Linked DNA regions of Mus musculus: region 1 is linked to region 2. The links are chromatin contacts, found by Hi-C or POLR2A ChIA-PET in ENCODE. All regions are on one chromosome and are shown on one strand. Each heading gives the region's core, a stretch centred on a gene start or an enhancer-like site at or near the end of the contact. The rest is flanking DNA. Distances are from core to core; before and after follow the strand shown.

Region 1 (3,533 bases), core at 984-3,483, 890 kb after region 2:
GTGGTTCAAATGGTCCTTTTCCCGGAACCTGGACTCCTGCGCCCGCCGCGAACGTCCCTTTGCGGGTTTGCGGCCGCCGGCGTCAGCTACCCGCTACCCCACTACCCTGGTCACGGCCCGGTAGTCTCCCCAACTGTCCCGCAGCCCCGATCCCGCCCGCTCACTGTGGCAACTGCTGGTCGGGCTGGCTGGCGCCTCAAGACCAAAAGTCTTTAATGTCGCCGGCTACTTGCAAGTCCCGCACTGCCAGGGTGGCTGCGCGCAGTTCCCGCGCCCCGGGCGCCCGCAGGCCGCAAAAAAGCGGCCGCGCCTCTATCCGCGCAGCCGGGCTGGGTTACTTCTTAGAAACCTTTCTTCCTCACCATCGATCCTCCAGACGAAGAAAATCACTATGGAAGGCCCACGACCCTTCCCAGAGGACACCCCGCCGCTCACTGAGTTCTGGGGGACTTGCCCGAAGGGACCAATTTCCCGGAGTTCGTGGACCCTCCAGGGCAGCAGCCCGCTCCCACCCCTACCGCAGGGCTCCAATGATCCGCAGCCCCGCGGATTTCGAAAGCCTTCCCGGCTCGCTGGCGGCTAAGCGACCGTCACCAATGCGCGCCTAACTGTGGAGAACCACTGCCGCTTTCGGTGATCAGCCCTGCCCTTCACCCTGCTTGCAAAGTGCCCCCCACCTTTGCATCCTTGGCTGTCCAGAACCGCAGACCTGGGCAAGGAAGAACTGGGGGAAATAAGGATTTGGGGAGGGGGCTGTGATGGGTTAGATTGGGGGACTATGGACATTCACTAGTGGGAGGGAGCAAGCAGTCGGCCTTTCAAGCCACTGTGTGCCCACCACCCTGGCTGCACTGAGCGACCTTTCCTGGGAGCCAGAGAATTGCCTTCGCCATTACACCATCATCACCAGAAAACACGATTGCTCGTCTAGCGCTTTGAACTAAAAGGTGTTTTGTTTAGAAGTCCACTTAGGATCCCTGATCTGTTTTTCAGAGCATGGATTCTTTTTCATTTGCCATCTTTCACCTGAGCCACACCCTACTCCTGCCCCCCCCTTTCCTGGCTTTAAAAAATAATAAAATTAAAGCAAAAAAGAAACCTTGCAAACGACACTGAGGGGTAAAAAGGCCATGGATCCTACTTAGAAACCTATGGGGTCGTCTCCCTGATTTCACTCGCGTGGGGTTGTAATAGGGTGGGGTCAGCCACAGGCGGATCCCGGAGAACCGAAAGTGCACTTATTTCCACGTACACTCAAGTCTCAAGTCCCTCGGGCCTCCATCCAAGTCACAGACTTATCATGCATAAGGACTCAGCAGAGGTAGGAACCAGAAATTAGGAAATCTTAAAAAATAAAACAAAAGAAAAACCCCTTATCCATGCTTTGGGCGCGAAACCTCGACGCGCCTCTAAAAGGAACGTTAAGAAAAAGGCCGGGAGAAGGGCGCGCGGTTCGGGCGCCGGCCGGGGGATTGCATCATTTGCGGCTCCCCCTCCAGAACCCGGACTGAGAACCGCAGCCACCATCATGGCGCTCGGGTCGGGACGCGGGAAGCGCGTCCAGGCCGCGGCCAGCGAGCTTAGAAGCGTTTGCAAACTTGTTACTTGGCGGCGGAGCGCCGGTCTCTGGCCCCCTCCTTCCCTTTGTGTGCGTGTGCATGTGCGTGCGTACGTGTGTTTGCGTGTGCGCGTGTGTGATGTGTGCATATAAAGCGAGAAGTTGAAGTTTCTCCCTCTGGCCTTCCCCAAACCCCCCCTCCCTCGTCCCGAGCTGGTGGTTGTAAACTTGATTGGCATTGGCTGCGCCCACTGACCCCTGCACCGAGTCCACTGAAGATTTAAGGTGGATCTGCGAGGCTGCAGCTGCAGGCGGAGCCTCGCGCTTAACTGAGTTTTGGAAGAAAAAAAAAAAAAGCCTAAACCGTGCGCCTGCTGCGTTTTACGAATCCTTCGGTCCACAGGTCCGCGGGTCCCCGCCCAGCCCGCCGCGCTTCCCCCGCCCACCTTCCCCTGCTTCCCCATTGGCTCGCGCCTGCAGTTTGAATTTTTTTTTTTTTTTTTTTGGATGCTTGTTTTCTTGTTAAAAAAAAAAAATTACCGTACGGTAGATCATGTGATGAGACTTAGTTGGGGAGTCTGAGGTGGGGTGTTTTAGCTGGTTTGATTGCAGGTAGTAGGGAGTAGGATGGGTGGAGCTTTCTGTTCCAAAAGTTGCCCCCCCCCCGCCCCGCCCGCAAGTGCCGTTGACAGAATGCAGGCGGGAAGCTTCAGTTTGGGTAGAGATGTAGCATCAAACATTCACGGATGTCCAGGGAGCACGGGCACACAGGCTGCTGGCCAGAGGTACTAGGAAGGTACAGGCGGGAGTTCGACGAGGACGCACCTTCCCCTGTCTTGGAAAGGTAGACTTGGGGAGGGCGGGAGCGGGTAGTTATCCTAGAAATGAATATTACCCGTCATAGGAATAAACCAACCAAATACAAGGTGTGGCTATAGACTCTATATAGAGCAAAAGAGGTGTTATTTCTGGGGTTAGAGTGTCAAAATCCATCAGGACAAAGGCAGTCGGTGTCATTTTCTTCCTTTTTAACCTTAAAGGGGGGGGGGAACCTGTCTGTTTTCCAGGTTTGGTTCCCCACCCCCCCTTGTGAGGATGAGAAGGGGACATAAAGTCCCCTTTTGATTTCTGGGTCAGGAAACTCATTGGAAAGAGTTTGTTAAGATCTAGGAGGATTCAATTAGTAGAACAGGTCTAATACAAGTGATGGCTTTTATTAATTAGGATCCAACTATGTTTTTCTTTGCAGTGAAGCTTTTAAAACGTCATAATAATTAAACAGTAGTCCTAGATCAGTCTTTCTCTTTATCAGGGACATCTCATATGTATACCTTTCTTTGCCTTTGCCTTTTTTTTTTCTTCCCTTTTTCTTTCCTTAAAATAATTTCTCCTGATATCTCCTTTCAGTCTGTTTTAGCCAGAAGCCCAGCCTTAGCCTCCATTGGCCCCTGAACCAGTATGCCATGTTCTTAGTTTTTTAGCTGTCTAGTTCTGACCTTACCTCTCCCAGTCCACTAAGCTCCTTGACCCCGTCCATAAACCAACATGTTTGAGCTGCTCTCCAGGCTGTATTCATGGACTCTGTTAGAGGCTCAGTGCTTACCTCTGCCTTTCAGAGGACACATCCGATCAGAATGAGCAGTCCATGAGGAAAACCACATCCCTGGAAGGAGGAAGCTAGTCTCAGAAACAGGTCTTCATCTTGAGTGTGAGCCAAGCAGGGATTTGGATGGTCCCCGGACAGGGGTGTCATAGATAAAGATTCAGATAGCACGTGACTGTGAAAACAGGCTTGGAAACTTGGGCTTGGCATGGTGGAGCACACCTGTAATCTGAGCACTTGGGAGCTGGAGGCAGGAGGATCAGGAGTTCAAGGCCTGCTTAGGATACTGAGAGACTTTGCAGTCAGCCTGGGCTGCATATAACCCTCCCTACCTCGAATATACCAACAAGCGTACAAACAAAGGAGGTCATA
Region 2 (3,353 bases), core at 305-2,804:
CGAAAATTCCCAGTAAGAAACAACAGCAAAAAAGCTTCAAGAACACGGGAGCAAAGGTAGGTACTCGTGAGAGATAAGAATGGGTAAATGCAGTCCGGTTGGGACCTAGCATAAACAAGACTAAGTTCTTTTGGTGAATATGGCTACTAGATGACAAAACGGGTTGTGGTACCTTGGAGGTTCCCTCCAAGAACATTACTGTTATCAGCAACGGGGTGCGTTCCCAGCCTGACTCTTGGAAAATTTCATTTAGAGTGTCCTAATATGAGTATGTATGAACAGAAGTTCTGTTTATGAAAGTCTGAGCACGTTTTTACGACGCTGAAAAGTGTGCAGGAAATAAATAAATACATAAGAAAGATCAGAGGCAGAACTAGTTCCAGGCCAGCCTGAAAGAGTTCCAGGACAGTCAGGGTTACATTGAGAGATTTTACTTCAAAACAATACTGCTTCCTCCCACCCCCACGCCTCCTTCCCAAGAAACTACAGAGGTGGGAATACAGAGGTGAGTCTGGGAAACCCTCAGCAGGGAAGATGAGTATAATGCATTCATACACGCATACATTTGTGTTTATTTTACCGTCAAAGCACAAAATGGAAGTGCATCAAGCTCTTCGTTATATATCCACATATTAAACCTGTATAGACTAGAGGGTTAGAATTTAAACACCATCTTCTGCGGTGGGCATTTTAAGAGATTATAAATAGCAATAAAAATAGAGTGATCGGAACGCTGGTGCTCAAGGCTAGCGCCTCAGCCCCAGGATTCTGGCAGCCCCTCCTCTGCAGGACCCCGGGCTGTCCCCTCCGCCAATGACCGAGCCCGAGGAGCGGCCCAGGGGAGGGCTAAGATCTGCTGGAACGCGCCCTGTCAACTTTGTAGTCCAGTCACCTACGTCGGTTGGTAGCGGCCGCTGTGGCTTTAAATGGCCGGGGGATTTCGAATCGGGGAAGGCGGGAGGTCAGGCCGTGGGGCGCCCCCGTCGCGGGGAGCACCCCCGCTCGCCGCGTCCCTGCGCCGGAGCGCGACCGCGCGGCTTTGTCTCCAGCGTCGCGCCCTGCACTTCCCCGTGCGCAGCCTGTAACCCGAGCTCCCATTTCCTGGTGGATTCTCTTAAAGCGGCCGCGGTCGCCGCGCAGAACAAAGGCCATTGTCTCGCTTCCTCCTGCGGCGCCGCGTCCTTCCCGGAAAGCCCCTTCCTAGACTGCGGTCCCCAGGCTGCATTTGCGCCTCTGGGAGTGCACAGAAAAGCCCCTACTGTGCGTGGCCCAGGTCCTCCTGAGGCGCAGCCAGGGGAGTCGGGAGAGAGATGAACCAGGCTTGCTGGTCCTTGGGCCACGCTGCAAGGTTCCCCAAAGGCGTCCTCCGCCTCGGGGCGGCCCAGTGGGCATCCCGCGCCCCTCCCCCGCACGCCTTTTGATTTCTCCGCGGCCCGCGGTAACCCGAGCTTTTATTTCCTGGTGGCTCCTTTAAGAGGCAGAGCCGGGTGCTGGGAATTCACGTCAGTTTCTGCCCTGAAACTCTCAAGATCAATGAGCAGAGAGCTTTCTCAGTTCTGCCTTTCAGTTTCTCTCTTCCAGGAAGGAAAACATTCGAGAAAGAGAGAGGGAGGGAGGGAGCGAGGGAGCGAGAGAGCGAGCGAGCGAGCGCCGCGGGAGGGCGGGCGCGCCGGCCGCGGGTGGGAGGAGACACGCCAGGCCGGCCTGCTGCGCCCGGGTCGCCGCGCCGCGACCCGCACACCCCACGCCGTGCTCGCCGGCTCCTACGCCCCCGCACCTCGCGCCCAATCCGCGCGTTGAGAAGAGCCCCCCCTCCCCCTCGGGCGGCCGCCGCCAGCGATGCTGCAAGAAACTTCTTAAACGACCGCATCCCGCTGCCCCGCCGAGCGTTTCTGGGTTGGGGAGAGGAAAGGAAAGTGGAAAAAAACTGAGAACTTCCTGATCCCTTTCGCTGTGAGACATGTCTGAGACTCCTGCTCAGTCTAGCATTAAGGTAACGATCGGATTCCCCTCCTTCCTCCGCTGGGCGATCGGAACCCCCTTACCCCGGGGCTGCTGGTGCAGTTGCTAGGCTGGCGGGGAATTATTTGGGGCGCGAGGGAAAAGGAGATGCAGCTCGCGGCCGCGCTGTACCCTTTAGTGTAACCTTGCTGCACCCCTCTCCGCCGAGATCCTCTTGGGCTCCTGCCTCCCCCCCCCACTCCCTTTCTTTCTTTCCTTTTTTTAATAGTATAGAATAGAGTTTATTTAGGGCAAGGGGAGGGGAGTCAAGAGGGTAGTTGTGGCAGAAAAAAGCAGAGAGAGGGAGAGAGTAGAGAAGTAGAGGCAGGCCATGAACACGTGGAGAGAGAGGGAAGGGAATAGGGAAGGTAGGGGGAAGGTAATAGCCCAAGAGGACAAGAGAGAAAGAGAGCCCCACTCCCTTTCTTTTTGACAATGTAATGCCGCTCTCAATTGGTAGGAGGAACCCGGGTTGTCTTCAGATCTGTAGAGCACCTCCGTAATTAGTGCGCTTAAAAATAAGAAAGGAAAAAGAAAAACCCTTTCTCTTTATTCCTACGCATAACGTGAGACTGAATTGTAACTTTTGTTCCCAAGGGGTGGTCTCTAGGGAAAAAGTTCTAGGGGCTCCACTAGGATGCTCTCTCTCTCTCTCTCTCTCTCTCTCTCTCTCTCTCTCTTTACGCCCCTCCTCCCCCCCCCCCCCCCGTTCTATCACACAAGAATTTTACCCTCTCTTCTCTTCTGATTGTGATTGCAAGTCCTAAGACAGTCTTGGTGTCAGCTTTTCCTGGGCATTGCACAATGAAAAAAAAAATTAAACCAAGGTGAATAAAGTTGCTGAATAGTTGTTTTACGCTAGTGCATATGAAAGTTGAGCAATCTGAAAGTAGAAAACTCCTGTGATGAAGGGTGGAAAAGAAGTAGCTAAGCAAAATGACCTTCTCTGACAGTCCAAGCTGGTGTGGAAAAGCTGCAGTCTTGGAGCTCCCTGACCTGCTCTAAGTTCAAGAGGGATATTTGCAAACAGCCTTTGCCTCCAGGTAGTCGCATGTGCATGTATATACACAGTCTGTCTATATAGGCTGAGGTGCTGTAGTTAGTTGCTTTTAAAAAGTTGTTGTGAAGTTTGCCACCATTGGGAGGCAGGATGGTTTGACTGTCTACCTCAGTTATTTTTCCCATGCTGCGTTTATTTCAAGGTTCTGCCAGTCACCAGGAGGCAAGCTGTTCTGCTCAATGGGCAGGGCTGAAGTTTCTCAAGTTTTCTAATGGTTTGGCCTATTTAATATGTGCCCCTTGCATGGATGTTGGGGAAACAATGGGCAACTAGCCTGTTTTCTTCTCTGGGG

The links. Hi-C counts contacts between places; a loop is a spot of excess contacts on that map. ChIA-PET counts read pairs that join two places held with the same protein, here RNA polymerase II (POLR2A).
Region 1: a loop to region 2 is called in a map of T-helper 17 cell, with 2.2 times the contacts of the local background. The contact joins the promoter of Lockd here to the promoter of Etv6 in region 2. A Hi-C loop is called at or near these places in 1 of 37 maps with a recorded cell type or tissue (T-helper 17 cell). POLR2A ChIA-PET finds 5 or more read pairs at or near these places in 1 of 5 experiments (embryonic stem cell).

The regions. Positions count from the first base shown.
Region 1 is chr6:134,926,859-134,930,391 of GRCm38, forward strand. Lockd (lncRNA downstream of Cdkn1b) reads left to right here and starts at 2,234. Exons shown (of 2, transcript NR_037956.1): 1 at 2,234-2,427.
Region 2 is chr6:134,034,146-134,037,498 of GRCm38, forward strand. Etv6 (ets variant 6) reads left to right here and starts at 1,555. Exons shown (of 8, transcript NM_007961.4): 1 at 1,555-1,993. The coding sequence starts at 1,961. It overlaps Gm46977, which reads right to left and starts at 1,167. Exons shown (of 4, transcript XR_001785383.2): 1 at 897-1,167.